Linked DNA regions of Homo sapiens: region 2 is linked to region 1. Evidence: read pairs that join two places in POLR2A ChIA-PET (ENCODE). Cell type or tissue: HCT116. All regions are shown on one strand. Each heading gives the region's core, and the rest is flanking DNA. Links, peaks and the distances in the headings are about the cores only.

The links. ChIA-PET counts read pairs that join two places held together with the same protein. Peaks named below come from ENCODE experiments on the same cell type or tissue, not always from the same donor. Only the 100,000 strongest peaks of a DNase experiment are listed, where the experiment ranks them.
Region 2: POLR2A ChIA-PET joins it to region 1 with 5 read pairs; 2 of 35 experiments call an interaction of 5 or more read pairs at or near these places.

The regions. Positions count from the first base shown.
Region 1 is chr7:5,242,500-5,247,872 of GRCh38, reverse strand. No RefSeq gene overlaps it. Among named protein-coding and RNA genes, the nearest start is that of SLC29A4, 38 kb to the left of the region's middle. In HCT116, for the core only: no CTCF peak of the experiment used is centred there; a DNase peak (open chromatin) is centred at 2,728.
Region 2 is chr7:5,146,410-5,151,782 of GRCh38, reverse strand. No RefSeq gene overlaps it. Among named protein-coding and RNA genes, the nearest start is that of WIPI2, 41 kb to the left of the region's middle. In HCT116, for the core only: no CTCF peak of the experiment used is centred there; no DNase peak of the experiment used is centred there; H3K4me3 peaks cover 312 bases.

The DNA of each region.
Region 1 (5,373 bases), core at 124-5,123:
TGTCTCAAAAAAAAAAAAAAAAAAGGCTTTATTGGTCAAGCACAGTAGCTCACACCTGTTATCCCAGCACTTTGGGAGGCTGAGGTGGGTGAATTCCTTGAGGTCAGGGGTTCGAGACCAACCTGGCCAACATGGTGAAACTCTGTCTCTACTAAAATTGCAAAAATACAAAAAAATTAGCCGGGCGTGGTGGTACATACCTATAGTCCCAGGTACTCGGAAAAATGAGGCAGGAGAATCACTTGAACCCAGGAGGCAGAGGTTGCAGTGAGCTGAGATCATGTCACTGTATCCCAGCATAGGCGACAGACCCAAACTCTTAGCTCCAAAAAAAAAAGACAGAGTCTCATTATGTCACCCAGGCTGCAGTGCTGTGGTGCAATCACAGCTCACTCCAGCCTCGAAATCTTTGGCTGAAGCAATCCTCCCACCTCTGCCTCCTGAGTAGCTGAGACTACAGGTGTGCACCACCATGCCCGGCTAATTTTTGTATTTTTTGTAGAGATGAGGTATCGCTATGTTGCCCAGGCTGGTCTCAAACTTCTAGCCTCAAGTGATCCTCCCGCCTCAGCCACCAAAGTGCTGAAATTACAGGTGTGAGCCGTCATACCTGGTCTGCACTTGAAGCTTTTGAACTGTTTACTGCTTGATATCCAGAAATGGCCAGATTCTTAGTATTGGTGCTTTTGCTCTTGTCACTTTGCCACCTCCTCTTCCTCTTGGTCGTCTTGGGGACTTGAACACAGGACAGAGGAGCCACGGCTGTCTTCCTGGTTCACACACTTTCCTTGTCAGGGGGCAGTAGGCTGTGTATTTGAGTTGCTAACCGCTAAGAAGGAATACAGCAATGACGGGAGGGGGTCCCTGAAGACTTAGCTAACACAGTGAAGCTGGCCGGGCACTGTGGTTCATGCCTATAATCCCAGCACTTTGGGAGGCCGAGGTGAGCGGATCACTTGAGGTCAGGAATTCGAGACCAGGCTGGCCAATATAGTAAAACCCTGTCTCTAGTAAAAATATGAAAATCAGCTGGGGATGGTGGTGTGCACCTGTAATCCCAGCTACTCGGGAGGCTAAGGCCGAAGAATCACTTGAACCTGGGAGCCGGAGGTTGTGGTGAGCCGAGGTCATGCCACTGCACTCCAGCCTGGGCAACAGAGTGAGAGACTCCATCTCAAAAAAATAAATAAATAAAAAATAAACACAGTGTAGCTGCGGAGCACGGCGGGGAACTCACAGGGAAGCAAGAGCCCCCAAGGCCTATTTCTGCAGTAAGGAAGGTGTTGGCCTAAATGGAAGAGACAGAAAATCGCCAGGTTCCCTGGGAAATGACTGTGTTCAAAATCAAACAAGCAATCTTGGTCAAAAAGACAGGGGAGCGCCTGATAGGGTCAGGCTTTGGGAGGCTGTGAGAATAGTGAGTTCAGAGTTTGCATGAGCAAAATGGTTTTACACAGTTCTGCATGGCAGATGATGGGAATTTTCTGAACAACCCAGGAGAAAATTATATTTAGATGTCATATTCTAAATACATCCTCTGGGATCCTGTGACTGTGTCTGCAAAAATGAACGAAAAATCTTTTATTTCCTTCCATTCACGGGTCCTGTCAAATATCTGTGGATCGTAAAGTGTCCCACGCTCAAGAAAACTGTGGAGTGGACCTTGAAGGGCTTCCCCACCTGTGCAGGAGGGAAGATTCGGGACAAACCGCAGGGTGGCCAGAGAGAGGAAGCACCCCACCAGGCAGGAATAGGGTGTGAAGGAACAATACAGTATGCCCTTTAAAACATACATTGGCAGGGCTTGGTGCAGTGGCTCAAGCCTGTTAATCCCAGCACTTTGGGAGGCCAAGGTAGGAGGATTGCTGGAGGCCAGGAGTGCAAGACCAACCTCAGCAACATAGGGAGATGCCCTGTCTCTAAAAAATTTTTAAAAATTAGCCGGGGGTGGTGGTGCACACCTGTAGTCCCAGCTACTCAGGAGGCAGAGGTGGAGGATTGCTGGCCCAGGAGGTTGAGGCTGCAGTGAACTATGATCATGCCACTGCATTCCAGCCTGGGTGACAACCTGGGAAGTGGAGGTTGCAGTGAGCTGAGATCGCACCATTGCTCTCCGGCCTGGGGGACAAGAGCAAAACTCCATCTCAAAAATAAATAAATAAATAAATAAATAATAATAAACAAATAAAAAATCCAATGTCTCCAATGATCAGGACCTATGATGACTCCACGGACATTAGCTCAATGGCCACATTAATGCAGGATATAGCCTGCTTGGCTTCTGCATCCATCCATCCGCAGCCACACGGCCACTTAGAGCCCAGGCTGGAATCCTGGTCTGGGACAAAGGCCAGTGATCTTTCCAACACTGCGTGCCCAGGAATCACACACGTCTACACACATGTGCACACATGCATGCAAGTGAACATGCCACCCTGGCTCCACGCCGTCCTCCATGCTTGCCAGCAGGGTGGGCATGGTCTTGCATTCAGACACCCTGCTCTGTGGTCTCCAGACTTTATTTTTATTTTTATTTATTTATTTATTTTTGAGATAGTCTTGCTCTGTTGCCAGGCTGGAGTGCAGTGGCGTGATCTTGGCTCACTGCAACCTCTGCCTCCCGGGCTCAGGCGATTCTTCTGCCTCAGCCTCCTGAGTAGCTGGGACTAATGGCACCTGCCACCACACCTAATTTTTTTTTTTTTTTTTTTTTTTTGAGACAGAGTCTTGCTCTGTCGCCCAGGTAGAGTGCAGTGGCGCAATCTCGGCTCACTGTAAGCTCCGCCTCCCAGGTTCATGCCATTCTCCTGTCTCAGCCTCCTGAGTAGCTGGGACTACAGGCGCCTGCCACCACGCCCGGCTGATTTTTTTGTATTTTTTAGTAAAGACGGGGTTTCACCGTGTTAGCCAGGATGGTCTCAATCTCCTGACCTCGTGATCTGCCCGCCTCGGCCTCCCAAAGTGCTGGGATTACAGGTGTGAGCCACTGCGCCCGGCCTGTTTCAAGCCTCTCAAGTACCTCCTGCATTCCTATCACTCAGCATGCACCCTTTCCAGGCAGCCTCTTTTGTCCAACACACAAATGTGTTGTCAGACAATGGATTCCAATTTTGGGATTGGAAAAAAAAGATTCCCATTAGTAACGCAGGGAGAACACACAATCATTGTGGGGCTACATACTAATGTGAATAAATCAGCTCCTAACAGGCTCTCTCTGTTAGAAAAGTCACCAGAAGGAAACACACAGCAGTGTTAACCCCAGGTTAGCTCTGGCACTGGCAGTTACAGGTGATCTTTCTTTTCTTTTCTTTTCTTTTCTTTTTTTTTTTTTTTTTTTTTGAGATAAAGGCTCACTCTGTCGCCCAGGCTGGAGTGCAGTGGCATGATCTCAGCTCATCACAACCTCCGCCTCCCAGGTTCAAGCGATTCTCCTGCCTCAGCCTCCCGAGTAGCTGGGATACAGGTGCCTGCCACCATGCCCGGCTAATTTTTCTATTTTTAGTAGAGATGGGATTTTGCCATCTTGTCCAGGCTGGTCTTGAACTCCTGACCTCAGATGATCCACCCACCTTGGCCTCCCAAAGTGCTGGGATTACACAGGTGTAAGCCCCTGTGCCTGGCTAGAGACTGGTTTTTGTTGTTTTGTTGTTGTTGTTGTTTTTGAGACAGGGTCTCACTCTATCCCCCAGGTTGGAATGTGGTGGTGCGATCATAGCTCACTGCAGCCTTGATCGAGACCCTGGGCTCAAGTGATCCTCCCATCTCAGCCTCCCCAGTAGCTGGGACTACAGGTGCGTGCCACTATGCCCAGCTAGGGGCAGGGACAGTTTGTGAAAAGAGCCACTTGCTGCCATGTAGGACGAGCTCTCTCTCTCCGATGACCCCATCCAAATCCTTCTGGAGGACAGGGCCTGGGGAGGGACCCGTGCTCCGAAGCCCCAAAGCCCTCTCTGATGGAAACTGCCCAGTGATGGGCACAGCTCTACGTGTCTTCATCTTTCTAGGAGCCCAGAGGTTCTTCCAGATTTGGGGTGCCTCCTTAAGAGGGACCCCCAGAACACTGACACAGTCTGACCCCTGGAGTCAGGGGGTGGGGACAGGAGCTGATCCCTTGAACTTCCTCAAAAGGAGCAGAAAGCTGAAAATAACCAGAAAAGATGCTCCCCAGAGCCTTAAGCAAAGGAGCTCGTCTGAACAAATTGCGGGTTTTTCTCCTTTGCCGGCAACACGGCAGCCACAGCCCTCAGCCCTGCCTGCGGTGCCCACCTGAAGCAAACAGAGTGACTTTGCCAACCACAGTGACGTTCTGCATTGGTGTAGGTTTCAGGACAGAATGGAGCAGCCTGGGCGCTCCCACGAAGGTCAAGAAGGACATAAATGACAGAGCTGGCCAGCGGCCAGGACGCGGGGCCCATGGTGGGTTCTGGGGCAGTGGCCAGGGACCCTCCTGGGGGCCATTTGTCAGCACCAAGGAGGCTGCAGGGACCTGACTGCGAGTCTGTCAAGAAGAGGGCCGCAGGCAGCCTGGGGCATGGTGCCATGGTCTGGGCTTGGGGGTGGATGGTGGCCAATCCCAGAACGCATCTCTGCATCTCAGAAGGGGCCCAGGGAAGCCAGGGTGGGGTGGCTGAGGGTGGGGAGCTATGCAGATCCTGGCTCTTCAGACAAGGACAGCAGGGGCCTCCCCCGGCCCTGTTCCCTCAGCCTCTGCCAGGAGCAACTGAACCCTGTCCTGCCCTGTGCCACCAGCTGGGATGAGTTACCTTGCCCAGGAGAGTCTTCTATTTGGGGAGGGGTGTTTTGTGAGCAAAGTGCCCTGAAGCCAATGGGTCACTGTGCACACCATGAGGCGTTTCTTTCATTCTAAGGTGTCACTTAGTTACGGATTTCCAGGGGACAGGTGGCCAAATTAATGACCCTGGGCTGTGAAACACTCCAATTTTCTTTCTTTCTTTCTTTCTTTCTTTCTTTCTTTCTTTCTTTCTTTCTTTCTTGCTTGCTTGCTTGCTTGCTTGCTTTCTCTCTTTCTTTCCCTTCCTTCCTTCCTTTCTTTCTTTCTCTCTCTTTCCCTTCCTTCCTTTCTTTCTTTCTCTCTCTCTTTCTTTCCCTTCCTTCCTTTCTTTCTCTCTCTTTCTTTTCCTTCCTTCCTTCCTTCCTTCCTTTCTTTCTCTCTTTCTTTCCCTTCCTTCCTTCTTTCCTTCCTTCCTTTCTTTCATTCTTTCTTTCTTTCTCTCTCTCTTTCTTTTCCTTCCTTCCTTTCTTTCTATCTTTCTCTCTCTCTCTTTCTTTCCCTCCCTCCCTCCCTCCCTCTCTCTCTCTTTCTTTCTTTCTTTCTGACAGAGTCTCACTCTGTTACCCAGGCTGGAGTGTAGG
Region 2 (5,373 bases), core at 201-5,200, 96 kb after region 1:
TTTCAAAAAGATGTCAGCAGTCATTGGTGATCATTACCTAAGGGTGTTTTTGTTTGTTTGTTTGTGTTTGAGATGGAGTCTTGCTCTGTCGCCCAGGCTGGAGTGCAGGGGCGCGATCTTGGCTCACTGCAAGCTCCGCCTCTTGGATTCACGCCATTGTCCCGAGTAGCTGGGACTACAGGCGCCTGCCAACACACCCGGCTAATTTTTTGTATTTTTAGTAGAGACGGGGTTTCACCGTGTTAGCCAGGATTGTCTCGATCTCCTGACCTCGTGATCCACCCGTCTTGGCCTCCCAAAGTGCTGGGATTACAGGCGTGAGAAAAAAAAAGTTTTTTAGAGATGATGTCTTGCCATGTTGCCCAGGCTGGTCTTGAACTGGGCTCAATCGATCCTCCCACCGTAGGCTCCCAAAGTGCTGGAATTACAGGTGTGAACCACCAAGCCCAGCTAGAGCACTCATTTAGGAGTCTAGTTTTCTGACTCCTTCGGAGTCACATGGATTTTTTTAATGAGAAATAATCATTGGTGATTTTTTTTTTTTTTTGAGATAGTCTCACTCTGTTGCCCAGGCTGTGGATTAGTGGCATGATCTTGGCTCACTGCAACTTCCACCTTCTGAGTTCGAGCAATCCTTCTGCCTCAGCCTCCCAAGTAGCTAGCACTACAGACAGGTGTGCACCACCACACCTGGCAAATTTTTTTTTTTTTTTTTTTGGAGACAGAGTCTTGCTCTCTTGCCAGGCTGGAGTGCAGTGGTGTGATCTTGGCTCACTGCAACCTCTGCCTCCTGGGTTCAAGCGATTCTCCTGTCTCAGCCTCCTGAATAGCTGGGACTACAGGTGCGCACCACCACACCCAGCTAATTTTTGCATTTTTAGTAGAGACGGGGTTTCACCGTGTTGGCCAGGGTGGTCTTGATCTCTTGACCTCAGGATCCACCTGCCTCGGCCTCCCAAAGTGCTGGATTACAGGCATGAGCCACTACTTCCGACAAATTTTTGTATTTTTTAGTAGAGACAGGGTTTCACCATGTTGCCCAGGCTGGTCTTGAACTCCTGGCCTCAAGTGATCCACCCACCTCAGCCTTCCAAAATGCTGGGATTACAGATATGAGCCACCACGTTCGGCTTTATCAGTAATTTTTAGAGCACTTTTATTTTGGGAGCTCTATTACAGCAGTTTTATCCATGTCCTAAATAATATAGTTGCATACGTTCTTAGCTCTCATTTTGTAATTAGAGTTGGAATATTCCCCTTCCCATTCATTTTACAGGAGTTTTCATGTTATCTTGATATTAGAAGATGATAGCTGTAAGAGTTTTATTTTCTCTCTTACTAGGGAAGATAGGAAAAATAATAAAGATTTTATCTTTGGAAAAATAAACAAGTGATAGACAAATCTCTGGTGACACTAATCAATATAAAAGAGAAATTATTGGAAAACTCTCTAAAAATAGATATAGGAATTTAATTTTTTTTGCTACTGTTTCATAGCAACCATGAATTTATTGGGAAGGAAAACATTTTCAACCATTTATTATTACTTTTTCTTTTCTTTTTTTTTTTTTTGAGAGGGAGTCTCAATTTGTTGCCCAAGCTAGAGTGCAGTGGCGCTGTCTCTCCTTACTGCAAACTCTGCCTCCTGGGTTCAAGCAATTCTCCTGCCTCAGCTTTCCTAGTAGCTGGGATTACAGATGCCTGCCACCACACCCAGCTAATTTTTGTATTTTAGTAGAGACAGGGTTTCACCATGTTGGCCAGGCTGGTCTTGAACTCCTGACCTTGTGGTCCGCCCGCCTTGGCCTCTCAAAGTGCTGGGATTACAGGCATGAGCCCCCTCCCCCAGCCTATTATTACTTTTTTTTTTTTTGAGACAGGGTCTCGCTCTGCTGGTCAGGTTGGAGTGCAGTGGTGTGATCATAGCTCACTGCAGCCTCAAGCTCCCAGGTTCACGCGATCCTCCTACCTTGGCCTCCCAAAGTGCTGGGATTACAGGTGGGAGCCACTGTACTAGCCTTTGTACCATAATAAAATAAAGTCAGCCCTTCATATTTGGAGGGGATTGGTTCCAGGACACAACCCCTTTGTATTAGTTCATTCTCATACTGCTATGAAGAACTACCTGAGACTGGGTAATTTATAAAGAAAAGAGGTCTAATTGACTCACAGTTCTGCAGCCTGTACAGGAAGCGTGGCTGGGGAGGCCTCAGGAAACTGACAGTCATGGCGGAAGGCAAAGGGGAAGCAGGAATGTCTTACATGGCCAGAGCAGGAGGAAGAGAGAGAAAGACGGGAGGTGCTGCACACTTTTAAACAACCAGCTCTCATGATAAGTCACTCACTCTCACGAGTACAGCACGAAAGGGGAAACCTACCCCCATGATCCAATCGCCTCCCACCAGACCCACCTCCAACACTGGGGATTATAATTTTTTTTTTTTTTTTTTTTCCTGAGATGGAGTCTTGCTTTGTTGCCCAGGCTGGAGTGCAGTGGTGCAATCTCAGCTCACTGCAGCCTCTGCCTCCCGGCTTCAAGCAGTTCTCCTGCCTCAGCCTCCCAAGTAGCTTGGATTACAGGCATGTACCACCATGTCCGGCTAATCTTTGTTTTTTTAGTAGAGACGGAGTTTCATCATGTTGGCCAGGGTGGTCTCGAACTCCTGACCTCAGGTGATCCACCTGCCTCGGCCTCCCAAAGTGCTGGGATTACAGGTGTGAGCCAGCGCGGCCAGCCGGGGATTATAATTTAACATGAAATTTGGGCGGGGACACAGACCCAAACCATATCACCCTCATACCCAAATCTGCCATACTCAAATCCCACAGTTGGCCTTGCGGAACTGTGTATATGAAAAGTTGGGCTTGTATTTATTTGAGTTTCACATCCCTCAAATACTGTATTTTCTATTTGTGTTTGGTTGAAGAAAAAAAAACCTGCATATAAGTGGACCTTCGAAGTTCAAACCCATGGTGTTTGAGGGTCTACATAGTGTATTTTTTCCCCACTGATCTAAAATACAAATTTGTAGAGAAATCTTGAAAAAGTAATAGGCATAACAAATATCTGAGTTAAAAACATGTCCTGATTAAAGGACAATCTGGAAGAAAATATGTATAACCAAAATGACCTAAAGAGGAAGAAAGGAACAAATGACGTAAAACCCCAAAAGGATTATTCTTTTATATGCATATATATAATTTTTTTTTTTTTTTTTTTTTTTTTGAGACAGAGTCTTGCTCTGTCGCCCAGGCTGGAGTGCTGTGGCGAAATCTCGGCTTACTGCAACCTCTGCCTCCTGGATTCAAGTGATTCTCTTTCAAACAATTCTCCTGACTCAGCCTCCTGAGTAGCTGGGATTACAGGGCCCACCACCACGCCCAGCTAATGTTTTTATTTTTTTATTTTTATTTTTGAGATGAAGTTTCGTTCTTGTTGCTCAGGCTGGAGTGCAGTGGTGCAATCTTGGCTCACTGCAACCTCCGCCTCCTGGGTTCAAATGATTCTCCTGCCTCAGCCTCCCGAGTAGCTGGGATTACAGGCATGCGCCACCACACGTGGTTAATTTTTTTTGTATATTTAGTAGAGACGGGGTTTTGCCCTGTTGGTCAGGCTGGTCTCAAACTCCCGACCTCAGGTGATCCGCCCATCTTGGCCTCCCAAAGTGCTAGGATTACAGGCGTGAGCTGCTGGCTAATTTTTGTATTTTTAGTAGAGACGGGGTTTCGCAATGTTGGTCAGGCTGGTCTGAAACTCCTGACCTCAGGTGATCCACCCACCTTGGCCTTCCAAAGTGCTGGGTTTACAGGTGTGAGCCACTGTGCCTGGCCCCAAAAGGATTATTCTGAAAAGAGTCTCCACCCACAAGATTTGTAAATGAATCATTTTTATGGAGATGATTTCTACTGTTTATTTGTTTTCTTTTTGTTTTGTTTTGTTTTTTTGAGATGGAGTCACACACTGTGGGCTCAGGGCTGGAGTGCAATGGTGCTATCTCGGCTCCCTGCAACCTTTGTCTGCTGGGTTCACGCAATTCTCCTGCCTCAGCCTCCTGAGCAGCTGGGATTACAGGCCTACACCATCACACCTGGCTAATTTTGTGTATTTTTAGTAGAGCCAGGGTTTCACCATGTTAGCCATGATGATCTCGAACTCCTGTCCTCGTGATCTGCCTGCCTCGGCCTCCTAAAGTGCTGGGATTACAGGCATGAGCCACTGCGCCCGGCCTAGTGTTGATAATTCTCTCTAGAACCACACGGTAGAAACCACAGGTAGAATCTACCACAAGTTAGAAATCTATGTAGTTGAATGTGCAAAGGACTCCAATTACTGATGTCCAAACTTGATCCAGGAAACCAGATACAAAACCTTTTACAAAGAGACAAAATATTTTTGTAGAAACAAAAGGAAAAGCCAGCTGGGCGGCTGGGTGTGGCGTCTTATGCCTTTAATCCCAGCACTTGGGGAGGCTAAGATGGGAGGATCCCTTGAGCTCAGGAATTCAAGACTAGCTTGGGCAACATAGACCACATCTCTACAAAAATTAACAGAATTAGCTGGGCATGGCAGCATGTGCCTGTGGCCCAAGCTCCTCAGGAGGCTGAGGTGAGAGGATTTCTTGAGCCTTGGAGGTCGAGGCTGCAGATCGCACTACTGCATTCCAAGCTGTCTCAGAAAAACAAACAAACAAAAAAACCAACAAGCGATCCCATGTTATAAAATAAAAGGATTGTTTTTCTCCCACTCAAAAAGAGCATGATTAGCTGGGCATGGTGGCATATGCCTGTAGTTCCAGCTACTCAGGAGGCTGAGGTGGGCGGATCACCTGAGCCTGGGGAGGTTGAGGCTGCAGTGAGCCGTGATCATGCCACTGCCCTCCAGCCCGGGCAACAGAGTGAAACCCTGGCTCAAAACAACAAACCATAGGCCGGATCTAAGAGTAAATTTTAAAAAGTCTCAGTGGCTGTGTCCAGTAATTCAAAATAGATTGATATGAAGCTTACTGTTTAAACATATTAAAAACTGAAATCATTGGATAATTTTCAAATAAAATCACATGGAGACATTCAGTGTCCCCCTCCATGATATATGAAACCATAAGGAATATCAATTTTAGACAAATATTATGCTTGTTTGAACTCTACAGACAATTCCATTAACATTGTAAAACAGGAATTCTAATTTACTAAGTTAAATAAACTAGGATATCTCAAAGTTTTAAACATTACTAACTTCAAAGGTAGAAATGGTCAAGCATACAAAAAGCATCATTTTAAACTTTATTAAACTTCTTTTACTCTCACTTTGTAAGTTTTGGATAAATTTATTTTTTAAGTTATTTGGTGATGGAGTCTCGCTCTTTCATTCAGGCT